Regions from separate parts of the Homo sapiens genome. Here all the other regions are linked to region 4. A link is a contact called in ENCODE Hi-C data. All regions are on one chromosome and are shown on one strand. The core of a region is the stretch at or near the end of the contact, and the rest is flanking DNA. Distances in the headings are between cores, read along the strand shown. Region 1 holds the start of MRPS22 (mitochondrial ribosomal protein S22). Region 2 holds the start of SEC61A1 (SEC61 translocon subunit alpha 1). Region 3 holds the start of SLC25A36 (solute carrier family 25 member 36). Region 4 holds the start of SRPRB (SRP receptor subunit beta). Region 5 holds the start of COPB2 (coat protein complex I subunit beta 2).

What was found. A loop is a pair of places that touch in the nucleus more often than their neighbours do. Pooled maps may share reads with other maps.
Region 1: a map of CD4-positive, alpha-beta T cell shows a loop between it and region 4 (6-fold over the local background). The contact joins the promoter of MRPS22 here to the promoter of SRPRB in region 4. A Hi-C loop is called at or near these places in 3 of 168 maps with a recorded cell type or tissue (CD4-positive, alpha-beta T cell, CD4-positive, alpha-beta memory T cell and naive thymus-derived CD4-positive, alpha-beta T cell) and 6 of 50 pooled maps.
Region 2: a loop to region 4 is called in a map of B cell, with 24 times the contacts of the local background. The contact joins the promoter of SEC61A1 here to the promoter of SRPRB in region 4. A Hi-C loop is called at or near these places in 2 of 168 maps with a recorded cell type or tissue (B cell and CD8-positive, alpha-beta T cell) and 6 of 50 pooled maps.
Region 3: a loop to region 4 is called in a map of B cell, with 15 times the contacts of the local background. The contact joins the promoter of SLC25A36 here to the promoter of SRPRB in region 4. A Hi-C loop is called at or near these places in 2 of 168 maps with a recorded cell type or tissue (B cell and naive thymus-derived CD4-positive, alpha-beta T cell) and 7 of 50 pooled maps.
Region 5: a pooled map shows a loop between it and region 4 (8-fold over the local background). The contact joins the promoter of COPB2 here to the promoter of SRPRB in region 4. A Hi-C loop is called at or near these places in 5 of 50 pooled maps.

What each region holds. Positions count from the first base shown.
Region 1 is chr3:139,341,541-139,346,566 of GRCh38, reverse strand. It overlaps MRPS22 (mitochondrial ribosomal protein S22), which reads right to left and starts at 2,547. Exons shown (of 8, transcript NM_020191.4): 1 at 2,369-2,547. The coding sequence starts at 2,540. RefSeq lists enhancers at 1,940-2,059, 2,070-2,169, 2,146-2,440, 2,400-2,489.
Region 2 is chr3:128,050,886-128,056,396 of GRCh38, reverse strand. It overlaps SEC61A1 (SEC61 translocon subunit alpha 1), which reads right to left and starts at 3,960. Exons shown (of 12, transcript NM_013336.4): 1 at 3,838-3,960; 2 at 3,495-3,562; 3 at 816-881; 4 at 646-724. The coding sequence starts at 3,844. LOC102723759 (a long non-coding RNA gene) reads left to right here and starts at 4,222. Exons shown (of 4, transcript XR_007096073.1): 1 at 4,222-4,435. RefSeq lists a silencer at 3,647-4,286 and a cis regulatory region at 3,779-4,395.
Region 3 is chr3:140,940,314-140,945,852 of GRCh38, reverse strand. It overlaps SLC25A36 (solute carrier family 25 member 36), which reads right to left and starts at 4,017. Exons shown (of 7, transcript NM_001104647.3): 1 at 3,758-4,017. The coding sequence starts at 3,798. RefSeq lists enhancers at 2,864-3,093, 2,733-3,580, 3,674-4,043.
Region 4 is chr3:133,802,734-133,808,515 of GRCh38, reverse strand. It overlaps SRPRB (SRP receptor subunit beta), which reads right to left and starts at 2,701. Exons shown (of 7, transcript NM_001379313.1): 1 at 2,514-2,701; 2 at 1,813-1,907; 3 at 693-770. The coding sequence starts at 2,667. It overlaps LOC105374116 (a long non-coding RNA gene), which reads left to right and starts at 3,033. Exons shown (of 3, transcript XR_924513.3): 1 at 3,033-3,428. RefSeq lists enhancers at 2,140-2,249, 2,280-2,329, 2,440-2,649, 2,790-2,849, 2,940-3,049.
Region 5 is chr3:139,387,689-139,392,892 of GRCh38, reverse strand. COPB2 (coat protein complex I subunit beta 2) reads left to right here and starts at 3,246. Exons shown (of 22, transcript NM_004766.3): 1 at 3,246-3,345. The coding sequence starts at 3,343. It overlaps COPB2-DT (COPB2 divergent transcript), which reads right to left and starts at 3,090. Exons shown (of 5, transcript NR_121609.1): 1 at 2,960-3,090. It also overlaps the pseudogene LOC124906339. RefSeq lists enhancers at 2,409-2,518, 2,398-2,960, 2,729-3,028, 2,961-3,522, 3,319-3,568.

The DNA of each region.
Region 1 (5,026 bases), core at 1,298-3,797, 5.5 Mb before region 4:
TAACACACATTTTCAGGAATGCTTATAACCACTCACAAAATAGGTACTGATAAACCCAATTTTATAAATGAGGATGCTGAAGCCTATCCAAAGACAACTAGCTATTAAGTGATAGAGTCAAAATTTAAACCAAGGTTTGTCTGGTTCTGGATCCTAGATGGTTTCCAATTTATCATAGCGCTCCTCGGTATAAGTGGGAGGTGTGGGGAGACATAATGTGAGAGGTATGGTATACAGGAGAGGTACGGGGCTTGGGTGATTGCAGAGGAAGAAACTAAGCATAGCCTGGACTAGGGATGGGCATGACAGGGTCAAAGAAAGCGTCCCAAGAGCCTCATCACGGCAGAGAAAAAAGGGAGGGAAAGTCTAGGCTAAGAGATTGCAGCTAGGAAAGAGGCTTGGTTCACTGGACATGATACTGAAGAGGCCGTGTGTTATCATGGAAGAGCCTTTGACATAAGCAGAGAATCAAATCTTAGCTCAGCCTCATGCAGTTTGCTTATTGCTTTGCCTAACTTCTACTTCCATTTCCATTAGCAAAAAAGAAAGAAAAAGCCATTTGTTCCTAGTCACCTCTTCTTCTCCTATAAATGTTGGTATCCCTACAGATTCTGAACGATGTCCTTTTCTCCCTTCTCAGATTCTTACTCGATGATTTCTCCTATCCTGCCACGACTTCAATTACCTTTATATGCCAGAAACTCTAAAATCTGAATCTCCTGCCAAGATCACCTTCCATCCAATTACTCAACCTCTCTCATGTACTTGAATACTGCCAAGTCAGAACCCATCAACTTTCCCTTGTCTCAAACCTGCATTTTCTGTTCCCTATCTCAGCATCATCCAGTAGGCCATACAGGCCAGAAATCTTACAGCCATTCCTAAATTCTCCCTGATCCTCCAGATCTAGCCAATAGCAGTAGTAATAACAACAACAGTAATCAAATAGCTGTAGTAATAATAACAGTAATTATAAGAGCTACCATTTATTAGCTATTTACTACATGCCAATACTGACTGAGCTAAGTACTTTACACATTCAGCCCATTTAATACTCACAACAACCCATGAGGTAAACACGAAGATTATCCCAATTTTACAAAAAAAAAAAAAAAACAAAAAAAAAAACACCACTGGCAGAGAACATACTGATTGTTTGCCTTCATAAATCTCATTTTAATCCTCCATTTCCCACTGCCACTACTCTAGTCAAGGCTATCCTCATCTCTTGCATCAGCCTCCCTTTCTCCATTCTGGCCCCACTACAGATCATTCTCCACAGAGCAACCAGAGTAATCTCTTTAAAATGTAATCAAGATTACTCCCAAGCTTAAAATTCACGAATGGCTTCCAACCTCATTTAGAAAAAAAGTTAAGGTGGTCTGCTTACCTACACTATGTCTCTCACTAAGTGATGTGCTCTATGAAGACCAGACCTTGTCTTATACTCATCTCTGGCACCCAGGGTTCCTCAGGGTATCCAGCACACAGCAAGTGCTCAGCACTACTCTCTCCTCAGTCTCACCCATTCACTCACCTTTAGTTACCATTTTTACTCCGATGTTCCTCACTTTATATTTAACTCCATACTAAACAGTTGACTCTTAAAGTCACCTCAAATTTAATGTGTCCCAAATAGGTTTAATTCCGCCTCCTTTCCCATCTCCTGATCTCATCTACTCCTGCACTACCCCCGCCCCCAAAATAACGGTTCCAACAATTAATTAATCTTCTTCATCTTGGTGTAAATGGGACAACCCTCTATTCCAATCAAAAACTTAAGAAACAATCTTAATTTGTCCCTTTAAACTCATATCCAAAGCCTTAATCAAGCCTTATCAATCCTACCTCCAAAATGGGTTCCCAAATATCTGTGCTCAGTCTCATTTCTGGACATCTGCTACTGTCCCCTATGCTTGAGAAGCTTCTTGCTTTCTCCTTAGCATGGCTAACCAGATCTCAGCTTTGGTCATATTTGCCAGGAACCCTTCCCTGACCTTCCAACCTAGTTTGAGTGCCTCTCCTGTGTGCGTCCCCTATAACAACCCGGGTCACACTGCACTGCCAATTCCCCATGGACATGAGTTCCCACAGGGAAATGTCTGTGTCAGTCTTAGTTTGCCATATCCCACAGAGCTTAGCACAGTGCTCTGCACGGAGCGGAACTCAGGCACTGTAGTTGAGTGAGTGAACGAATGAACAGATATGCAGGTGATGACAAACTCTACAGGTACAGAAGGAAGACAGCTGAATCTGAGGAAGCGCTAGGATACGTGTCGCGGGGGCTATCGCGTGGTTTTCGCCTGCCAGAAACAGGATCTACGTCTCCCAGAAGAACGCCCCAGCGAAAGTCCGGAAGGTCACTTACCGGCCTCGGAGCTGAACCGGCGGCGTGGCAGCCCCATCTCGAAAGAGCAAGGTAGCGGTTGGAGCAGGCCACCGTGCCAGGGCTGGATTCGAGCCCGGAAACAGACCCGTTCCACGCCCGGAGAACTCCTCAAGAGGCTCCACAGCAATACAGTTGTTCCGAGGGGCGCCATGATTATCAGAAGCCACTTGCGCCGGAAGTGGTTGGGAGGGATTCCGAGTCACACCCAGTTCTTGCAGCACTCTGGGAAATGTAGTCTAGTTAAAGGCGGAAAGGGCCGGAAGTCTTCCGGGCCCTTATAGATTGTTTCTTCTAAACTACTTATTCACAAGTAGACGGTGTTTATGTCCTTCCCTATGCATAAAGTTAAAACTTACACCTTTTTCCCTATATGCTCTTTTTCCTACCCGTTTCCATCGTTCTAAATAACAAATTTCCGGCCAGGCGCCGTGGCTCACGCCTGTAATCCCAGCAGTCTGGGAGGCCAAGGCGGGCGGATCACCTGAGGTCAGGAGTTCGAGATTAGCCTGGCCAACATGGTGAAACCCCCGTCTCTACTAAAAATATAAAAATTAGCCAAGCATGGTGGCGGGCGCCTGTACCAGGAGAATCGCTTGAACCGAGGAGGCAAAGGTTGCATTGAGCCAAGATCGTGCCATTGCACTCCAGCCTGAGCAACAAAGCAAGACTCCATCTCAAATAAACAAACAAACAAACACTCTAGCCTGGGTGACAGAGTGAGACTCTTGTCTCAAATAAATACATAATTTATGTATTCCACTTCCTGCCCAAACCTTCTCCCCCATCCTCAGGTTTAAATCCAACTACTTCTTAAATTTCTCCATCCACACTGCTCACATGCACCCTAAATCTAACTCCTGACTCCAAGCCCTGATTACCACCACCACCACTGCCACTGCCAATTCATACACCTGATTCTCTGTCTCAACACTTATTCCTTTCCTTTATAGCCCATTTTATAATCTGTTATTTTGCTCTTTATCTGCTTATTTCTTTTTCTCACCCCATGAACACAGTGACTCTACATATTTTATTGCAATATCACCTAGCCTAGTACATCTACGTGCACAGCAAACTTTTGTTGAATAAATGAATGAATGATTAAATGATTCTTTACATTTTTTCCAGCTATCCAGGATGTGCAGGTCTTATCCTTCTCTAGACTATAGATTGGTGCCTGTGCTAAGCACTTATCCCAAGGCCTGGGAAAACAGGGTGTTAGTAAACTCTTGTTTGACTTAGCTGGATGAATAGACTCACCTTCCAGCCTCAGCTATTTTCCCCCAACTTAGCATTAATATTAACAGTGCTGTTTATGAACTCATTCCCTATTTGGGAGGGGAAGGGAGAGCACTAGGCTTGGTGCCTATTTAGGCAAGTCTGCTGCCCTGCACTTCCCAATGCTTACACCTACATGATAGCAGGTGTCAGAGACTAGTGGCAGGATGAATGCAGGTGTCTCCCAGCCCATGCCTTTTCTCTGAAAATGAACCCTCTACTTTCTTCCCATAGCTGAGGGAGCAGGCCTCAGTGGCTATGTTTTTCCTGTAAACATCCTCCTGGACACAGCTGATTGGACACTTAGTGCAGGATGAATGAATCCATTGGCTGCTGTATTAGCATTAGTTTCCTGTGGCTGCTATAACAAACTACCACAAATATTATGGTTTAAAATAACAAAAATGTATTCTTTCACAATTCCGCATGAGAAATCTGAAATCAGTATTACTGAGCTGAAATCAAGGGAGCTCTGCTCCCCTTAGAGTCTATCTCTGGAGAAGAATCTGCCCCTTGTCTCTTCCAGTTTCTGATGACTGTAAACATTCCTTTGCCTGTGGCTGCATCATTTCAATCTCTGCCTCCATCTTCACATCAGCTTCTCTTCTTCTATTTGTGCCAAATCTTCCTCTGTTTTCTTCTTATAAGGATGTATGTGATTGCATAATCACTGACCCACCCTGATAATCCAAGATAATCCCCATTTTAAAATCTTTAACTTAATCACATCTGCAAAGACCATGTTTCCATATAAGGTAACATCCACAAGTTCCATGGATTAGAGTGCAGTTATACTTGGGAGGAAGTATGGGGGCATTCTTCAGCCTACCCCAGATGACCAGGCACCAAGCAGATTTTTTCTCAATAATTCAAACTATGAGACATAGAATAGTCGACGGTGGAAGCTTGAAGTGAATAACTAAGTATTTAGGGTTTGGGCTGAAGCAGCCTTTTTCAGCAATGTGCTCACTGATGAGTGAGCAGGGAAAAGCCACTCTGCAGAGAGAGGCAGGAAAATGGAGCAGATCCTCAGAAGCAGAGATGGGAGAATATGTACGGAGAGAGATGGAGAAAGGTGGTGTCTTGGCCAGAGAGCTTCCCACTTTCCTTTCAATGACCTCTTTTACTTGGGGTACAGTGAGTTTTACTGATATGGAGTAATGAAGATTCCTGGTTTAAGCTATAACCTCAGGCAGATGCCCACATCTTTCAGAGCCCCAGTACCTCACCTGCAAAATGGGCATAATGACAATACTTATCTTGCAAACTTTGAGAATAAAGTACTTTCAGGATCTGATGTCTGGTGTTTCATAAAGATGGTGTGAGAAGGTTGTGTGGTGGCAAGTCAATTACTTTCTT
Region 2 (5,511 bases), core at 2,711-5,210, 5.8 Mb after region 4:
TCAGTTAATAAAAAAAGGATAACATTCAAATAATTTCCAGAGTCTGGAAAAGGAGCCTGTACAATTGTATCTAGTTGTGAATAAGCCTCTACTTCCCATTATGTTAAAATGAGCTACACTTCCAACTGATTTGGAATTTAATTGAACTATATTTTTTAAATGAGTTAATCAAATGCAGTATCAACCTACACATTCAGAATCCTCCCCAGTCCCATAAGTAACTGGTTAGAGGATATAAAACACTGTTACATATTTTTTGACACTATATGTAACCTATAGATATGAAAAAGATACAGCTGAAAAACAAATTACATATTCTGAAGAATGTTATCAATGGAAATGTCATCATTTCAGGTATTCAAAAAGTATTCTAGTTTTTCCATGTTTTTTATTCTCTCTATAGCATAGACTTATCTTCTCATTACAGGTTTTGTACTGCATTCAAATACAATTCCAAATATGATGGTATGCCTTGGTGCTGAACTCAGCATTTAATAAGGCTATTCAACACAGCACTTTAACATTCTTCACTCTATTTTCCAAGTCACTCTCTAAGTTCCATATAAAGCCAAAGCCTATTAATTTAACTAAGTGAAGCTAGGTAAGCCTACACTCTACAGAGAAAAGACAGAGCCAGAGTCCTACCTCTGTTAGAGGCTAGAATCACTCTCATCCAATAGAAAGGGTCAGCTGAATCTGAAGACATGATCCCAAACAGGGGAATCTGGGAACAGGCAAAGAGCAAAACAGTCAGCACTCCTGTTTCCAGCCACTCTTATCCCCCTCCCCAATACGAAATACAAGCCTGAGCTTACCTGGCAGCACACTAAGAAGATAAAGAGGGTGATAGCGGTCCACAGCACTTTCTCCTTAAACTGAATCTAGAGTAGGAGAGAATGAATTGAAGCAGGGAGTTACTTTGAAAAGCAAATTAATAAAAATGGACTCCAATCAGACCCCTTTCTCTAAAAATGGACTCCAACCAGACTCTTTTCTCTGTTCAGCAGAGAAGCCAAACCATGTACCAAACATAAGTACCATGTACTGCGTAACTTCCTCTGCACAGAGCACAATGCAAGGACCTACAGGCATCACCCCAGCTCACCTCACACCACAGAGCATTACCTTTATTTTACAACTGAGCCTTAGAAGAGCTAAATAATTTGTACCAAACCCCAATGCTAAAGTGAGTTTGAGTCCCAAACTGTGCTTTTAACCATTAGCATTAACAGTTAAGACTCAAGAACAAAGAATGTCACAATAGAACATGACTTGTAAAACACACGAGCAACCACTTTTCATTTGAGTTTCAGTCACAAAACCTTGTTATTCTAGAGTCAAGTAATTTGGAATTGCTCAATAGTGTATTTTCTATGAATTAAGGGTAAAACAGTGTAATAAACCATATTGGGGAAGGGCAGGAGAGTTGCATGTTTAACCTACTAGTAACATTTGTTTAAGGATTTTCACATCTTCTCAGGTACATAGGTTGCATAGGTGACAAGAATCACTGTAAAGATGACTATTAAGTATTAAGTATCATTAGAAAACCTCCCACCCAAAACCTCTGTCACTAAAGAGTAGAGTGGGAACTCTTCCAGGTTTTCTGCCTCTGAAACTGAGTGTCTTCACTAATACCTGCTGCCTACACTACATTAATGGCTTTAGAGGGCTTAACAAACATTAATTATTGTACAGACGGAAGATTCTGAGGTTGAAATACCTTGTGAGAGACTGACAGTATTAAGTGACAAAACTGTGTTCTTTAAAAACACTTCTAGGCAGGCACTGAGTCAGCATTCCTGGCCCTCTGGCCAGAACTGGAGTCACAGTCCTCTAACTATACATGCAGGCAAAGTAGGACACAGTCATACGGCCACACAACAGTGGGTGAATCAGTGTTCAGATACTCCATCCAAAGCTGGGGGCATTCACAGGACTCTTCTTCTCTTGAGAATGGTCCTCTTCCCACCTACCATCCCACCACACTAAGAAATTAGAAAGTGGCCAAGAGAAGGCAACGCCATTTCAGAGTAACCTGTCTGAAATGAATCTTGATGGGAAACAAAGAGCAGACAATTTTTTCAAAACTCCCTTTCTAATCACCAAGTCCTCTCTCCTGGTTACAATCAAATTTAACATCAAAACCCCAAAAGCTCTTTATCCAAGTCCTGTCTCCTCTGCTTCTTAGTAGCCCCTAAATCCATTCTTGCTCAGTACCACAGTTCATCCTCTGATGTGAAAAGCCTCTAAACCAACTCTAGTCCTCTCCTTTTCTTCCAAAGTGACATTCTCATGTCTGGCCCTTGTTATTCATCTCCTAATGTTCCCCACCTACAATTATGTTCTATCAATAGCAACTACATCTAATAACCTCCCATCCAAACATGCTACACTCTTGTCACCAATGCCTTTGCAAACTATATACTCCTTTTATTTGGAATTCCTTTCCGTCCCTTCAAGGAGACTTCTATTTCTCCTTCAAAACCACCATAAGACATCATGTCTCCCAGAGTTAATCCCTTCCTGAGCCACTGCTATACCTTGCACGTATTTCCCTTGTTCCGTCTACCACACTGAGTTACAAGGCCAAGGTCACATAGCTATTAAGGTGCTATGTAAAGGGTGGGACCTAGGCTTGCCTGCCTCCAGAGCCATGCCCCTTCGCTACACTGGAATTGAGGGGGTAAAGCTTTACAAATTCGTCCATTAAAAGCAGCACATGGGCATTTATATGAAACTATTTTACGTAAAAAAATGAAAGTGGATTCCAAGCACCCAAGTGTCCATGTGAATGCTTTAACAACAGTTTGAAAAATAATGTGAGGACACAAACATTTTATTCCCCACTCTCTAACCTAGGAACCTAATGAAACTTTTTTTCGTTGACAGCTGTAGTTACACTGGCAACACTCACTCCACACAATTTCTGATTCAGCACAGCTCTAAATTTAATCTTTCCTTGTTTTAATACACCGTCTGTGAAAAGCAGCAGACTTCACAAAAGAATAGCCTTTATTCCCCCTATTGTGACAGCCTACATAAAAGGTACAAAATCATTTGTAAATACTAAAGTGACAGCCCTTCCCTTTAGCAGCTGGATACAAAGGGCATCTCCTGGGAAAAAAAACCAACCCGTGATCTGCTCCCGTTGGAGGTGAAAAAGGGAGGGTAACTCAATCTGCTATCCTAACTGAGGCCTTATTCATTCATGGCCCGGATCCATTTTTGGGACAGGGCAACCGGAGGCTTTGTTCTCGGAGCAACATCCACCAAAGATGCTCCAAATAAAGCACAGTGATTTCAGTGGAAATTTCCACACAACCAGGTCACCTTTCGACAGCTCTCCGGAATAACAGAGCACAACTACACTCCAAGGGAAGAGAAGGGAGAGTTTCCATTGCCGTGCTGAAGCCATTTTTAATCATACTGTAAACTTCCAGAGTCCAGACAGTTTCCTGAAACCTTCTTTGTTGGCGATTTGGGGTACTTACCTTCCTCTCTGGCTTCTGAATTTCCGGCAGGATGACACAGAAGGGCTTGATGACTTCCAGAAATTTGACTTTGATGGGAGAAACAAAACAGGAAGAGTTGGGACACAGAGAAGTAACCTTCCGCGCTACCCAGGGACGCCTTCTGCCCACGACGAGTGAGAGCAGGGGCCAGGGGAGCCGGCCGCACCCCGGACGCGTGGGGATACTCGAGAAGGGCCGGGGGCACGGGCCGCGTTCTGCAGGGGGCCGGTCAGGGTTGGCCGGCGGGCGCCCGACCGCACGGGTGTGGGGAAGGGGGATCTGTTCCGTCCCGGCCTCAATAGGGCTTCCCTACAGGACTCACTTGCCATGGCGGCGGCTGCTCGGGCTCCGGGTCCCGCTTCAGCTCAGCTCTGCTCCGCGTGAGGCGACGCTGCCCGCGGCCCAGCGCGTTCCACTGCACAGCAGCTCCGCCGAGAGACACGTCAGTGCTAGCCCGGCGGCAAGCGGCGCGGCGCGGCGCGGGGCGGGGCCGGGGCCGGGCCTCGGATCGCTTCCGCTTCCTGCCACGCGCGCCCGCCGGCCGCCGCGCTTCGCCGCGCCGCGCCGCTTCGCCGAGACCTCAAGCCCCGGCATGCAGCGGGGCTCCTGGGGCCTGTCGGGAAGGGGCCTGGCGCGCGGGGCCCGCCGGGACTGGGGGTGTGCGGCTGCGCAGACTTGGTAACGCGAGAGCGCGCGGGGAGGGTGTGTCACGCCTCCCGAGACTGGGGCTGTGCGGCCTCACGGAGAAACTGAGGCAGGCGCGAAGCGTCGAGTGCGCGCGTGGCCCTGCAGGCAGGCGGAGACCCTGGTGGCTCCCATACACGTAACAGCACTCACTGCTCTTTGACGTTAGTGAATAGACCGTAAGCTCCCTGGAGCAGGGACCTTATCCCAGCGTCTACCGCGGCGCCCGTCACCTAGTAGGTCTCCGTCATTACCTGCTGAGTAGGGCGCGGGCTGGTGGGGCTTACCGAGCACCCTCGCTGTCTGAGTCATTAAGCAAACCCGGAGGCTTGTCGTGGGTGTGGGTCCCCTTCCATCTGAGAACGAATGGGATGAGTTTCTGGAGAGACTTGGCCGGAGAAGGGCCGGGGCAGCTCGGGAAGTAGTCTGCCTCACAGAAGAATTCAGGAAGGCCTCCTGGGAGAGTACCTTTGTGCCGAGCCTTGATAGATTCTGGCGAGAAGGAATGAGGGAACAGGTTGAGGAGACTGTTGTGGGCAAAGCATGGCGGTGTGATTGCCTAAGATCGGTGTGGGAAAGGGGGATAACGGGTAGGGCAAGGGATGCTGGGGCTGGGGGTTGGAATTTACTTTCAGGCATCTGTAGTCAGTAGGTATGATGTCATCTAAGAGAAACAGACTTAATGCTGTGAGCATTTAGCAGGGAGGAGGTGGGCACGCCTTGTGGGATCAGGCAAGGTTTCATGGAGCTAAACCTTGACCAGGACAGGTAGAAGTTGAGGGTACATATGTGGCAAGATGCTTTTTTGCTTTTAATTTAGGTGTCAACTATTTGGATTTTTCCATTCTCACCCATTTCTAGCAGATAATCAGGTTTTGTACATTCTTGGCTCAGAAAGTTGGACAGGACAGGAAGTCTTTTTTGGAATACAAACCCACTGGTGGAAAATTCAAAGGACTACTGGGAACAGGCAGGTAACTTCAGTGAAGTGGTCTAGGTGTGACATCACTTGATATCCATCCCCCACCAAAAAGGGGAAAAAGAAGACATTGACTCTTTATTCAGAGTCTGAAATGCAACCCATCTTCACTTCCAGGACCCACTGATGATCTCTTCTGGAGTTTTGGCCTGAAGCTAAAACTGGCAGCCCCTGGACTAAGTTCAGCATATAGACTAGATCCGATATTTAGCCATTATGCACCCTGCACCATATTGATGGTTAAAATGTTGAAATATTTCGAGGGTAAATAGTATAGTAATTACAATAAATATTACAATTAGTTAATAGAAATTTTAATATAAACTCATTGGT
Region 3 (5,539 bases), core at 2,768-5,267, 7.1 Mb before region 4:
TGTCACACAAAATATTAAATATAGAGGTATTCAAAGGTTGTGATTTAATAAAATTAGTATTTTTACTCCTTCATGAGCATTCTTAGGTTAAACTGGCTTTTTTTTTTTTTTTTAATTGCAAGTACCTGGAGGTGAATACGATGACTACAGTCTGGTGCCACTGCCTTCATGCATGCTAAGGCATCAGCAGTTTTACCCATCATTGCTTTTGCACCATCAGGACAAATGTCAACAAATTTGTGCCAATAATGTATTTTTATGAAAATAGTTTTAAACTCTCAGACCACAACAAGGGTCTCAAGAAGGAGAATCCCTGACCCACAATGTTGTGCTACACTAATCCATTTGCAGAAAAATGGTAGCTGCTGTGCTACAGTAATTCATTTATAGAAAAATGATTTGAGAATATTCTCCAACAGGATAAGAAACTTCCCTTAGTTTTGCAGTCTATTAGTAAGAAGAACGGAATGCATTTTTAGAAGGAAAAAAAGGGAAGGAGGATGTCTGAATGTTTGTCTCCCCCAAAACTAGTAAGATGAAATCCTACTCACATCCCAAGGTGATAGTATTAGGAGGTAGACGCTTTCAAGGTGATTAGGTCATGAGATTGTAGCCCTGACATTTGGGATTAGTACCTTTATAAGACACCAGAGATCTTGGCTAGCCTCTCCTACTACGTGAGGATACAGCAAGAGAGTATCTTCTATGAGGAAGTAGACCATCATCAAAAAACCTGTTACTGCTTTAATTTTGAACTTCCCAGCCTTCAGGACTGTTAGAAATATTTGTTATTTATAAGCCACCAGTTTTTGGTATTTTGTAATAGCAGCTTAAACAGAGCAAGACAGAGGAAAAGGAGAGGTAGTAAAAATTAAGGAAATGAGACTAATAAAAATATGGTCAGAGTGAAGCGGAAATAAATCACATTAATTATACTTTTAAGTATTCTACTTCTGCCCTGATCTTCAAGCAAACAGGTGAAATAATTTAACAAATATCGTTCATTATACCCAAATGGGAATTTCCTACTGAATAAATAATAATGATTGAGCAAATGAATGAGCTCCAGGATATAAAAATAGACAGTTCTTAGATCATCTTTGATTTTACTCACTACATATATTAAATTATCTGTCATAAGAGCTGCAAAGAAAATACTTCATCCACTTAAAATCTTAAGGTATATAGCTCCTATTTGAGACAATATCTCCCTCAAATAGAAAAAAAATGAGCTGCCTCTGTAGATATATGCAGCTGATACAATAACTAGACAATGTACAATTCTATCAGTCTTTAAAAATACATTTAATAGTGCTTTCATCTCTATATACATACATTAGAGGTACAGCTAAAATTAAATCACATTTACACCTTTTTTACAGGCTGTCATGATATCGTTCCTTAACTCAATTAACCTAACTACTGACCTTACAAACTCTGAATATTAACTCTGGCAAAAGCATAATGGGATCAAAGGGTGTCTTAAAGAAAGCACGAGTTATGCATGTGAGTATTTCACCCAGAACCAAGGTCCAGTGCTGGTGTTTAACAATACAGCTACTAGGCTATTAGAAATGTGGGATTCCGATAAACATATTTGAATATTACAATTCTACTTATCAGAAAAACAACTTAAAGGCTCCATATTCGGAAAACCCTTGCCTAAGATTAAATACTCTGTGAAAGGTTACTCTTGGTTCTTTTAAAATATACTGGGCTTCCTTTAAAAAGATAAGGTGTGTTTTACTGAACTCACTTATGTAACCACATATAAAAATAAAATCAAGATGAGATGCAAAGGAAGAGAAATTATACGGCTGAGCACCTATCTTGTATCAAATCCTACATACCATATCTCATTTAATACTCTAACTACATATGCTAGACTGGGGGGGAGGGGATGGAGCTCCTAATCTGTGTGTTTAGATGCTACAAACACCTCCCATTCCTGTTCTTAAACCAGAAAACCTATATTTACATGTTTTTATAACAAAATGATGATCCTAATCCAAAGTGGGAAATTAGTGCAATCAAGCTAACATTTATTTCAAATATAAGTATGCCCCATTTTTAACTAAACTTGATACATGAATCCTGAACGCAGAATAATAGAAATGTTAGGAGCTAGAGAAGGGCTTTAGAGATCATATAATACAACCTCCTAATTTTATAGATGAAGCAATTGAAATAAAAGTGTCCATTTTTCACCCAAATTAAAATAGTGCTAGACTACATCTGCGGTCTCCTCACTTCAGGGTTATAGATCTAATTACAAGAGGGAGCTCAATTATTTGCATGAGATCTTTTCAAGAGCATCTACATAGCTACAGAATTTTTTTAAAAAGATTTAATTTGCCTGATTATTGGCAGTAAACATTTCAGAAATATGGAAAGCAAACTGCCTAAACTGGGTCTCACAGATCAATAGAAAAATATTGTTTTTATGCCAGAACAGTGGCCGGCCCATAATTGGTGTACAACAAATATTTGTTGATGAAAGTGTGCCAACCTAAAGAAAGTATTGCCATCACTGGCTCAATAGAGTCCATATGTCCAACTCAAAGCAAGGCACCGTGAATAGAACTGCGTGTGTATTTCTTTCATATTCTTAAAAGTCGATCTAAAAACTGCAGGATTTAAGAAGATGCCGGTAAGAGTCTCAGCATAATTCACCGAAGGCATTTTTGATAAGAAAACTCTTTATAATCCTCCAAATAAGTAACTCTTAAAATTGCTATGATTCTCCAAATGATTTAGAAGGAGCAAATCTAAACAGGAGGCTAAACTGGAAGCTCTAACACTCATTTTGGCAATCAGGGAACTAAGACTTTAGGCTTAGTCCTAATCTTGCACACACATAGTAACTATTAACACTATCTTCAAAAAATCTGACCTCTCTCCACTCCTACTTTCTCCTAAGCAGCAGAAAAGCAAGCGGTGTTCAAGAGGGGTGGTTTTCTCGAAAGGAATCTGACCCCAAAGGTACTGGAAAGCTTTGCACCCCATTCACCACCTGGAAAACCTCGGGCAAGAAATTTTCCAAGGGCTAGAAACACCCTACAGCAACCACGGGAGAATACCAAAGCCTTCCCCGCTCGATCCCGTAGCCCCCTTACCACCCACCTTGCAAAGCCGAGCCCGGAAATGAGCGGCCCGAGGTCCGAGGTGGGGCGTGAGTGACGTGCAGAGGCCCAAGCGAGCGCTGCAAGGAGCGAGGGCTAAAGGAGTCTCCGGCGCCCATTTTGTCCTCAGCCTCCGCACTTTCCGCCCCGTCCCCTTGGGCCATGCAACCTACGCGAAATCCGAAGCCAGGCTCCTCAAAGCGGCCCTGGATCCCCGACGCCTGCTAGATTGCGGCGTGCGGCCAGGTCCAGCGGCGTCCGGGTAATCAAGCGCCGACCCCAGCTCTTGCCCGCGTCTCCTCAGACGCATGGATTCGGCCTCCGCCTCACCCCGGCCCCGCGGGCCCAAAACCTCACTCCCGGCCCGGGTTTCATGCCTCAACCCTCTTTGCCCGGGCCTCACTCTCTCGCCCTCGGGCCCGGGCCTCACCCCCTTGCTTCCCCGAACCGGAGCCCCCCTCACCACCCACGGGCTGGGTCGCTCCCCTCACCCGCAGGCCCGTGGCAGCTCCCCGCCCAGGCCTCACTCCCGCCCCCCCACCCCCCCACCCCCCTCGGCCCCCCTCGCCCCCCTCGCCTGCGTCTTCGGCCCCAGCACCCTCAGCCCCAGTGCGCACGCCCCGCCAGGACCTTACCCTCCGGCAAACAGATGCACCAGCGTGTCCCTCTGGCTCATTCTCTCTCCCGCATGTCCTCCGGCCGCTGAGGCGGGACGCGGATCTGGCCGCCCGCTACGGCAGGCGGCTTCGGTCCCGGACTGGAGACGCACAGCGCCCCGGGGACGGCGAGGAGAGCTGGCCGAGATGCGGCTGCAGAAAGCAACCGGCACAGCCCTCCCCGCGGCACTCCAGCCGCGCCACCGCCTGCCTAAGCGCGCCGCCCTTCACCAGAGGCTGAAAGCGACGCAGCGCAGCGCGACGGAGAGTGGGCGGGGGATGGTAGGGGGAAGATGACTATTTGATGGCTCCCGACATAAACAGAGGCTCCCATTGGTGTGAGCGTCGTGACGTCACGCACTCTGCAGTGTTCTTTCACGTGATCCCTACGGGCTCTTTCAATGAAAGGGGCCGCGAGGCGTGGCCAGAACGCGTGCCCGGAGGGTGGTAGGTCACCGCGCTCCTAGCACCTGAGACCTGGGGCGCCCCTGGCCTGAGTGAACGCGCCAATCACGGCTGCACTCTCCTGAACAGGGAACTGGCGGGGCGGGAAAAATCGACTTGGTTCCGGGTTCGCAAGCGGATTTACTTTGAAAAAATTGGATTTATGACCCAGCAGTTCCCTTGGTGTCTATCTCAGAGTAACCCTCGCACAATGCATAAAAAGGTTTGTGCACGGATACTCCTATATAGGCTCACAAACAGTACAGAATTATGAACAATGCTTGCAGTTGCAGAAAATTGAAATCAGTGGGGGAATGAAGAAATAAATCATGAAACATTCCTACTATGGAATATTATGCAATCGTGACAAGGGATGAGGTGATTCCATATGGCAAAAAATCTCCCGAAGTGTGTAATAAGTAAAAAAGGCAAGTAGAATTAAAATACTTGGGTTTGTTTTTAAAAGAATAAAAGTTCATGGGAAATGGAATTAAAAGATAAAATTTAAAAATATAAACTTTGTTTTTCAACGTAAGCTCCATCAAGTTAAAGACAGTTTGGTAAGTGATGATACCGGCTCTTTAGTCCATCTGTAAAGAATTGAGGGTTCTGGGAATTTAATCATGAAAATGCAGGCTTTTTTACGTTATTAACTGAAGAAAAATGGGTGCCATTTACAGATTTTTCACGATTAGAAAACAAAAATATGTCAGAAGGAGCCAGGTCAGGAATGTAAGATGGATACCTGATAGTTTCCCATCGAAATCCCTGGAAAAATGCCCTTATTTAAAGAGAGGAATGAGCAGGAACATTGTCCTGATGGAGAAGGACTCTCTGGTGAAGATTTCGTAGGTGTTTTTATGCTAAAGCTTTGCTTCACTTTCTCCTATAGTAAGCGGATGTTATTGCTCTTCCACCCTCCAGAAAGTCAACAGGCAAAATACCTTGAGCATCCCAAAAAGCTGCTGCTATGACTTCGGCTCTTGACCAGTCTACTTTTGATTTGACTGGACCACTTGCACCTCTTGGTAACTATTGCTTTGATCCAGAATCATACTGAGAAAGCTATGTTTGATCTCCTGTTACAATTCTTCAAAGAAATGTTTCAATATATGATCCCACTTGTTTACAATTTCCATTGAAAGCCCTGCTCTTGTCTGCAGCTCATCTGGGTGCAACAGTTTTGCACCCATCGGGTGAAAAGTTTGCTCAACTTCAGTTTTTCAGTGAGAAATGTGTAAGTAGAACCAGTTGAAATGTCTATGGTGTTGTATATTATTTGTGCTGTTAATTGTGGGTCCTCTTCAATTAGGGCAC
Region 4 (5,782 bases), core at 1,452-3,951:
CTAAATGTCTATTAACACGGTCCAGATTAAGTAAGAATTTAATTTTATGGTATAGCAACAGAGTGGAGTACTATGCAGCTCATAAACCAACCAGATGGTACTATGTATACAAATGTAGGACAATAAGAAAAGCCCAAGTTGTATCAGCCGTATGAGAAAAATAATGGGCAGAACAGCATTTAAAAAAAAACAACAATAAAGGATATACAGACATGTTTGTATATGCACAGAACATCCGGAAGACTACATACAAAAAAAAGTAAGTCACTGCTTCTGAGGAGAAAACTAGGTAGTGGGGAAAGGAAAGGAAAAATTACTTTTCACCAAATATCTTTTCTAACCTTTTGAATTTTTGTCCCATGTGCATGTATTACCTATTCAAAACTTAAAAGGTTTAATGCCCACTCTTAAGAACTCATTGTAAAGTTGGAAAGAAGACACAGAAACAAAAAATAAGAATAAAATGTGATATAACATTACTGTACATTAAGGTACAACAATGCAGAGGAGGGCATGATTAAATCTACTGTACAGATTGTCAAGAGAATTTGTCACAAAGAATATGTTTCTCCATAAAAATAAGCTACAAATGGTACTTACATCCTCAGATGAACTCATCCTAAAAATGTCCTTAACTGACACACCACAGTAAAGTAAGACTGTCAGACTCCAAAACTCCACAAACATCTTACCCTGTTATTGTTGACTCTGTATACAGCACAGCTGTCAGTAATGGACGTCTGAGTGTCTCTATAAAGGCCTGTTAACAACTGTAAAAAAAACAAGATGGGTGATATTCAACATTTTAATAGCACACCTAAATTGAGTTATATTATTCTAAGTCTCCCAGGTGTAAGGTTAAGTAAATGAATGCTGCTTCCGACAGGTGAAAAAGACGATATTGATTTTTTTTACCTGTAGAAAAAAATCTAATTAATTGCATATTTTACTCCTCAGTGGAATAAAAACAACATTATTCTCAAAAGACAGTTAGTGGCCAAATTTGCCAAGCTTCTGTAAAGATTTTTAACCAACAAAAATGATTTGAAGCCTGGGCAACATGGCAAAATCTCATCTCTACAAAAAATATAAAAAATCAGCCGGGCGTAGTGTTGCACGCCTGTAGTCCCAGCTACTCGGAGGCTGAGGTGGGAGAATCATCTGAGTCCCAGAGGTCAAGGCTGCAATGAGCAGAGATCTCGCCACTGCACTCCAGCCTGGGCATTGGAGTGAGACACTCCCTCAAAAAAAAAAAAAAAAAAAAAATGGAGGTATTTCTTTAATGGAAGGGAAATAATTTATACTCTCAAAAAGAAGAGTTAAAAAGCAGAAAACCTCTCCTATTCACCACATTAAAATACACTGTTAAAAATACTAAATGTATTAAAAATAAATATTAGTAAAAAGAAGCCTAACTAGCCCACTATGTCAAAGAAGGATCACCCTGTGAAAAAGTGTCTTCGATAAACTGTCCTAAGAATTTGTTAACGAAGGAATTATAAACTGTAGGACACTAGCTTCTATGCCTTCTGCTATTCTGGAATGAAACTAATTAAATAAAATCCTTGAATGTGATAAAGACTAAATATCAGCATCTGGCAAGGGCAAACAGAAAAAAAAAAGGAGAAATGACCAATATTTCTCAATTATGGGTTTCTACGAGTCTTTTTGTTCTCCCAAGTAAGTCAAGAATTAACTTCCAAATTTAACAGCATCAGCTTCTTTTACAAAATAAACCGTGAGATGACAGGAATACTGGGATCTATAAAATTTTCTATTAAGCTTAACAGGGGTGTCAATGAAATCATTTACCCTGACAAAGAGCAACGTTTTCCCGGAATCACAAAGGCCAACAAGAAGAACAGCTCTCTGACTGCTCCTTCTGCTCCGGATTAACTTCCAGAAGACTGTGGAATAGACAGAGAAAAACAACAAAAATTACGCCTTGGGAATCAGTATATGTGCATGGCTGGGGTGGGGAAATTCACAGAAGTCTGTGACGAAACACCTCATTCACCTGGAACTGACTTTTATCATAATGGTTACTATTGCTGTTGTTAGGGATCCACTGAGAGCCAGGCACTGTCAACTGTCAACTTTTCTTTGCAGTCCTTACTCTGACTGGGACTCAGGTGCTATCTCACTACCTTGGTATCCCAGCGCCCGCACGCAAACACGGGAGGCTGAAAGTTGGTGTCAAGACCCTGAGTCTTTGCAGTGAGAACAGCGGAAGGCGAGGAACAGCGCGCTCAAGCGTAACAGGGCAGATGACGAAGAGCAATCTGCGCCCCAAGGACCAGGACGTTAACTCCGGGGGTTGCCCGGCATCCCCCTTAACGCCCAGCTGCTGCCGCTGCTTCAGGAGAGAGGGTGGGGTGTAGACTGGGTGGGTCTCACCCTCCTGATGCCCTCAAGGCGCCCTCTCAGCCCCGCGTCCCCGGCCTGCAGCGGTGCAGCCAAAGCCCGGACCTCTGCCCGCCCCAAACCCGCCATGACCACCGGCCGCCTTTTACCTAGCGTCAGCAGCACCGCAAGAACCGCCACCACTACTGACAACAGCGTTGGGTCCGTCTGCTGCAGCTCCTGCCGCAAGGTGTCTAGGTAGGGCTGGAAGGTGCCCCCGGCACCGCCGCCATCTGCCACCCGGCGCGAGTCCGCGGAAGCCATGGATGAGACGCGTGGTCCCCGGTACAGCAAAAGCGACGTGGCCCTGCACTCTGCGCAGGCGCGGGGAGCAGAGCCTCACGCGAATGGTGGTTCCTAAGCCATAGTCTCTCCCTCAGCCGCGGCGATCCCCCAAGTGCTTGATGGGAGTTGTAGTTCTCTGGGACTCCGTCCTCCTACAGAACGATAGGGGCAGACAGGTTATTTGTCGAGGGACACACACATCTTTTAAGAGATGAGTCAGTCGTCGTCACCTACGTTATGACTGTTGAAAGAATGATGAAATGAATAAAATGAATGAATGGCTCCCGAAACTACCACTGAGGAGTTCCCGACCGTCGCTAAGTGACGTGAGACTTGTGAAGAACTCAAGCATCCTACAAACATTTAATCTGAATTTAATGTGACAAGGGATGTGACAGATGGATGTACGGAGCGATGTGGGAATACATAATGGGACGCGGAGTCCATCATGAGTTCAGAGAAAAGCTTCTGGACATTGGAATTGAGTCCTGAAGAATGAGTTAGCATCTGCGAGTGGTTAAAGGAAAAAAAGGTGCTGTGCAGAAGAAAATGAGTGTAAGAAACGATGTATGTGGGAACCCTAAGTAATTCAGTGCCCCTACACTGTCAATCTAGGGCTGCAAACTCAAATGTCTGCATTAAAGGAAGCAACTAGGAAAATCAACGCCCAGGAGAGCTGGGGCTGTTGAAAACTGCAGGAGGTATTTCTGCTGAAAGTAGGGCCGACCCTATTCAGCCAGGTAGGTGTTATGGGACCTGGGTGGCCGGTTCTTCCAGTTTTCAAGAGAAGCAATAAAGGCAGATTTTTATAGGAAATTTTCCACTTTTGAAATTTTCTGTAGGTAATTGAAAGCATTCAAAAACTTGTGGCCCAAATAAAACACCAAAAGTGGCCAGCCTAGAGGGTCCCAGTTCACAGTCTCTGTCATTAAACAGCTGTCATTGTTTTAAAATGTACACATTATTTAATTTAATTGTATGGCTGAGTAGAGACATGAAGATGTCAGTGTCACTGAAAGATTGAAAAAAGTTTATTACAGTTCCACATTGCCATTGAAAAAGTTGTCAGCATCAAAATGGAGTCACTTGTATTTTTTTTTTTAATCAGAAAAATGGAGCTGGTGAAAGGCCATGGAGGGAGGGTTCTCAGGCACCCATGCCTGATGACAAAAACTGTCACAAAAGACTGCAAAAACCACAGACTTGCACAAAGGCCATCGCAACCTTACACACAAAAAAATACATCTGTTAGGACGGCTACCCAGCAACTCCCTGTCCAACCTAGTACTGATGCCATCCTTGCCATTTGATCCTTGTAGCCAAGGATAATTATCTTAAAACAATTATGGAATCTGACTCATTTTTTCTTTAAAAATCTTTGTCTTCCTTTACACCCCCCTGAATATGCACATAGTTGACTATGGCATGCGTAGTCCCATTGCAATGCCTATTCCAGAATAAATATTATTTTCTTTTAGAGCGTCCCTCTCTGCTTGTTATTTAGCTTGATACCACTCAGGGCCACACAAAACCTCACCATGCACAGGGACAAGGAAAAAGAGAGGAACTGGGGGAGGACCCGGTGACTCACAGCTATTAATCCCAGCGCTTTGGGAGGCCAAGGCAGGAGGATTGCTTGAGGCCAAGAATTCAAGACCAGCCTGGGCAACATAGTGAGACTCTGTCTCTGCAAAAAACATTTTCTTTTTTCTTTTTTTTTTTTTTTTTTTTTGAGACAGAGTCTCGCTCTGTTGCCCAGGCTGGAGTGCAGTGGTGCGATCTCGGCTCACTGCAAGCTCCGCCTCCCGGGTTCACGCCATTCTCCTGCCTCAGCCTCCCGAGTAGCTGGGACTACAGGCGCCTGCCACCATGCCCGGCTAATTTTTTGTATTTTTAGTAGAGACGGGGTTTCACCATGTTAGCCAGGATGGTCTCGATCTCCTAACCTCGTGATCCACCCACCTCGGCCTAAAACATTTTCTTTAATTAAAAAATAATTAGCCAGGCATGGTGGCATATGCCTGCAGTCTCAGCTACTTGGGAGACTGAGGCAGGAGCGCTTGAGCCCAGGAATTCCAGGTTACCGTGAGCTGTGATCACATGCCACTGCACTCCAGCCTGGGCAACAGAGCAAGACCCTGCCTCCAAAAAAAGGAAAAAAAAAAAAGGAACTGGGACTCTTCCTTTATTACTAATGTGTCAGCGAGTAGCTAGATAGAGATGTTTTTGATTGGGCAAGAAGCGAAACACAGATGTTAAGGGTTGTATTAGGAAGATTTGCAATATGATTTAGGCACACCCTCAAAAGCCAGGCCACAGGGGAAATGTAAACAATGTTGGCTGTTAGTTTGGCCTAGTGATCAACAGATGCCAAATCATCAATTATAAAATCTATAAAAATTGATTAGAGCAGTAATTTAAGTAGGAGTGACAGGAGATGAAGCTAGAAAGGTTGGCAGGAATCAGACCAGAAGGGATTTTCTGTGCTATGTTGAGGAACTTAAGAGTTTGTCCAGAATGCAATAAGAAGTTTCATTTGGGGATCGCTTCTCGGCCTTTTGGCTAAGATCAAGTGTAGAAGTTTCATTTGGGGTGACATAGATAATTGACAGATCTATGGAGGACTATGACTTGAGAGGAAAAAAAAAACTTCAGACAGAGAGACCAGCTGAGAGCATTTAGGCAAAAGATGCAGTATTTAGGCAAAGGATGCTCAGAGTCTAATACAGAGACAGAAATAGGTATGAAAATGAGAGCACAAATTTGAGAGATGTCTGAGAGTTAAAATACGTAGGATGTGATTAGTTGGATATTGTGAATTAAGTAAAAGGAATGTTATCAAGGCTGCATCCTAGGTGGTGGGTGTGGGTGACTAGGAAGATGAGAAAGCCATTAAATGAATTAGGGACCTCAACGGGAGAGGGCTTGGGGCTGTGGATCCAACGTAAGAGTAGCCAGAATGAAAATTGTCTCTTTTCTATATGTTGAGTTTTAGGTGCTTCTGGGAAATCTAAAAGCTTATGTCAAGCAAGTGATGAGTAAACACAAATAAAGTTCCACAAGTATATACTAGATTTTCATTTGGGAGTCAGGA
Region 5 (5,204 bases), core at 1,997-4,496, 5.6 Mb before region 4:
TCAACCTTCTCCCTCACTGCTCTTCTAAATGAATACCATTCTCCAAACAAATTGGACCTTTTTTGGTTCTCAAACATGCCGTATACTCTTCACCTCAAAGTCCACCTCAGATTCTACCTCCTTTATGAAACTTATCTCCCTAGCTGGATATTTTATCTTCAGAGTATTTTACTGGTACTTCTCTCAGAAGGTACTCATATTCTGCCTGGTATTCAATTATTTGTGCATAAATAACCTTTCCTGCTTATAAATTGTAACCCCTTTGAAGGGAGAAACTAGGTTCCTATTCGTGCTAGTACTTACCACTTAGCTAAGTGATAACACATGTATATTTAAAAATAATAAACAAGGCTGGGTGTGGTGGCTCAAGCCTGTAATCCCAGCACTTTGGGAGGCAACGCAGGCAGATCACCTGGGGTCAGGAGTTCAAGATCAGCCTGGCCAACATGGTGAAATCCCATCTCTTCTAAAACTACAAAAATCAGCCAGGCGTGGTGGCGTGCACCCGTAGTCCCAGCTACTGGGGAGACTGAGGCAGGGGAATCGCTTGAACCCGGGAGGTGGAGGTTGCAGTGAGCTGAGATGGCGCCACTGCACTCCAGCCTGGGTGACAATGTGAGACACCATCTCAAGATAAATAAATAAATACAAATAAAATAAAATAATAAACAAAAAACCCTGACTCTTTCTCAACGAATTATTTTCCTCAACTTCTTATGAAGAGGTAGGAATAGGGTGGGAAGGGAACAGTGTATATAGGGTACTTACAGAGGCACTGCAACCTGAATTCCCACTTGGAATTCTCCCAGCTGCTGCAAAAAGGCAGGGCTGAAATAGCTATTATAGAAATTGACTAGGTAAGACTTTAAGATCTGTTAATCGATTGCAGTCAACCTCTTGGGAAACCCTTTACCAATCTGCTAAGCTTGTCTATATTTCTTTTCTTCCCAACGGTTATTTTTCCTAACCTTCCAGTCTCCTCTAAACCAAGTAAACAAAAGATTTTAATTTAAACCCACAGTCGAACGCCTAGTGAAATACACGTGTATATTTAATGTTATGTATTAGTTCCTATTTAAGAATTTTATTTCTTTAAAATTTATTTCAACCAAAATCCAACACCAAATTCTATGGGTAATATCTTAAGGCAGCACCTAGTATAGTGCTTTGTATATAGTACACATTCAGTATGTAATGGTTAAAAGAGTGAATTTACAGTCTACAATTGCAGGACTTAATTTTGGCTAATTGCAGTGGAAAACATGAGAAAAGATATAGTCCAAGTAAGAATGACACTTGAGGGTTCAGGCCCGCAACACCAGCTAGGTAGACCCTTAGGTGGCCCAGTGGTATACAAAGATTTAAGCATTCCCAGCTGAGCCCCTTGACAATAGAGATACATCATTTTATTTTGTATCACTTAGTACTGTGCCAAATCCAAAAATACTCTCTCAAGTGCAAGAGTATTCAGGAGTTAGAAATATTGAAAGTTCCACTATTCAAGCAAATTAGGTATAGTTCATATAATTTTTTCAACTCAGGATCCTCAGTCACTCCATAGAGTAAGCAAAGTATGCAATTACTAGAATTATTAGTCTCAATTTACATAAGATCACACTGCTGGCACTAAACTCCAGTTCCAGACTCTTTTTTCCACTATTGAATGCCACAGAAACATAAAAAAAAAAAAAATGGAAGGATCTTTAGAAACCATGTAGCTGGATTTTTTTTAAGATGATGAAAACTGAGGCCCATGAAGAGAGTCACATTAGCTCAAGGCTCCTACTAAAGCCAAATAATTTCGTGCAAAATCATCTCCCTCTGATTATCATTATCTACACACACAAATACATAATTTTTCTTTTTGCCTTTCTGAAAATCTGGAGGTCTGAAAAGACTTTAAGATTTCTCTCAAGTTAAAAATACACGTTTGTACGTGTAACCAGAGGGCAAGTTTTCTATGGTCCACATGTTTTCTTAAAAAAAAAAAAAAAAAGGAAATACAGGAGATGTGCAGTGCGTGTGACAGGCAAATGTTCTCGAACTTTATTGTGTAGTGTAACCCCTATGGCACAGGCCCTTAGAATTCAGCCACATTAATGAAGAGATATTTTTATGTAGTAGAAAGAGCACAAACTTTGAGGTGTTTTGTTTTGAGACAGAGTCTTGCTCTGTTGCCCAGGCTGGAGTGCAGTGGCGCGATCTCAGCTCACTGCAACCTCCACCTCCTGGGTTCTAAGCGATTCTCCTGTCAGCCTCTGGAACAGCTTGGATTACAGGCGCCCGCCACCACGCCAGGCTAATTTTGTATTTTTAATAGAGACGGGGTTTCACCATGTTGGCCAGGCTGGTCTCGAACTCCTGACCTCAGGTGATCCACCCGTTTCGGCCTCCCAAAGTGCTGGGATTACAGGCGTGAGCCACCGCGCCCGGCCCAACTTTGAGGTTTTATCTGCCACTTACTATGCAGTCTTGGCTAGAACACTTAACTTCTTTGAGCCCGAGTTTCCTCATCATTAAATGGAGATAATTCAGGTTTGATGTGAAGATTTGAGAAGAAGGTATGTCTGACACACTGCCGAAGATCGATAAATATTTGTTGAATGAATAACACAGCCAGCCGAAGCTCAACAAAAGACACATACACAAACACACCCACACGGTTGGGTAGTTGCCGTCTCCCGGGGAGCTCCAGAAGTGTAAGCTCTCAGCCCTCCCTCTGACTTCAGAAGCCTGAAGCTACTAAGCCCGCAGCCCGGTGCGTCTCTTCGCAGCCTTAATCAGTGCCCGGGCAAAGGCCTGCAGAGAATTCTCTGGGCCTCGCACCAGGCCCCAAGAACACACTGGAGACTCGTTTCGCCTTCTCCCTCGCCGTTTCCCCCCTCCAGGGCCAGAGTCCGAGGAAGCCCGATAGCGGTTCTCGGCCTCCGAAACACAACTACAACACTGGGGAGCTTGCCCTGCAGTTAGCGTCCAGCGGGGATTAGGCACTTCGTTTTCCTCATCGTTTCAATCTCTATCTTCTGGTCGGGGTCCAAGCTCAGCGGCACCACGTCACGGCCCTTAGTGGTCTAGGCCACACCCCTCCTTCCCGACAGCCTCAAGTCCACTACCAGCGGTCTGGAAGGCCACGTTGCCTAGGAAACTGGGGCGGGGCTTGGGAAACGACGGCCCTGCGCGCAGTTTGCGCAGGCGCTCCGGCCCTGGCCTCTGACTATCGCGAGAATCGGCTCCCGGAAGTTCCACGTCAGTCAGTCTGACGGTCAGTGGATCGGTGGGTTTATCTCAAGGCCTGAGTAGCCGGTAACAAACGAGGGTTCCCGGGATTGGACCGACGCAGCCATGGTAGGTCCAGATCCCGTAGAAGGGAGCGGGGTCCCATAGGTTACGGCCGATTCCTGGAGCTTCTGGACTGAGGGCCGCGGTAAGCAGTGGTCTGGGCTCCCGCTGCGGCCGCCGCCTCAGGCCTTGCGGGGTCTTGGTCGTTTGATTCCAGGAAGGGAGAAGGCGGTGGGGCCTAGGGGACCGGGGTGATTTGGGGAGGCAAAGCCTGCTAGTGAGGGGTTTTGTCTCCCCTGGCGCTTGTGGCGCTTGCCAGAGCTCCTGCAGTCTGCAGCGGGATCGGTGGTGTAGGGAAACACAGAAGCCGAATGTGTTGAACTCCGTAGGAGGCTTTGGTAAAACTAAAGTTTGCCTTTAAAACGGTGGTAGTTAATCTACACTCCTGTTGGGCTTATTCTGGGGATAGTGTGTGCTGGCTACAAACTATAAACAAGCAAAGAAGCCAAAAACAAATGTATATGGAGTCAAAAATGGAATTTCAAATGCTTTGATATCTCAGCTGTTAGGTTTCTAAGGGGAGAAGAAGGGTTGGGAGGAAGGGGGTGCTGTTTATAACACTGGCTGGTGTGCTTTTATGCATTTGCAAATCCAGTGGCTGGTAAGAATAGTAATTGTTAGAGCACTTTGTTATTATCACCGTAACCCTAAAAAACGCCCTAGACTAGTTTGCACAAGAGTGTTATAATAATAAGGAAAGAAAACGATAGTATAAGAATATCTTCCGTCTCTATTGAAAATGCAAAAAAAAAAAAAAGAAATTAGCCGGGCGTGGTGGCGGGCCCCTGTAGTCCCAGCTACTCAGGAGGCTGAGGCAGGAGAATCGCTTGAACCCGGGAGGCAGAGGCTGCAGTGAGCCGAGGTCGCACCACTGCACTCCAGCCTGGGACAGAGCAAGACTCCGTCTCAAAAAAAAAAAAAAAAAAACTTGTTATGAAGCACAGAATCAAACATTTTGGAGCTTGAAGACGCTAGGGATTAAGTCCCTCATCTTAAGTTAAAAAATTTTTTTAAATTATGTTTCTACAAGGTTAATTGTGGCAAAGTTGGAACTAGGAAAAAGTTAGGAATACTCCCAGGGAAAATGCACAGAGAAACAAACATTTTTGCATAAAATTCAGTGCATTCATTCACAGACACCCCCCCCCACAATCCATGGACCTTCTTTTTTTTTTTAATTTGTTTTATAAAAAATATGGAACGCTTCACGGATTTGCGTGTCATACTTGCGCAGGGGCCACGCTAATCTCCTCTCTATGTGCTGCCGAAGCTAGCACTATCCGTGGACTTTCTTGGGCACCCAGGTTACAGTCCCTGAACAAGACCTCAAGCCTCTTAATTAGAGCACTTCGTATTACTAACTACCTGATGTAGTTTGGGTCTGCTGTGGTTGCAGTAATGGACGTTTTTGGAAAAGGCTCTTGGATCTGCCTAATTTCATTTTCTTTTGCCGTCTTTACATTTACCAGTGTATTTCTATAATGAAATATTGCCTTCATTCTTTATATATTTTAAATCCTTTGTGGAAAATACAAAACGTGAATTCATTCATTTGTACATTTACCATAGAATATTTAGTGTCTGCCATGCACTTTGCTAAACATGGCTGCCTAATTCTCACAGCAGCTGGGAGATAGAGTTATATGTTTGTGAAGTGGTTACTGTAGGTCAGGCACTGCTCTAACTGGCTAACTCTGAATTTAATTCTTACAGCACTAAGAGGTAGATAATAATAATATTCCTGTTTTACATAAGTCAAACTTGAAAGAGGTTAAGTAAATTTGCCCACTATTGCACATCTGAAATGAGTGGTGGAACTGAAATTTAAATCCATCATGGCTTTCTAGTCTTGTGTTATGGTATCT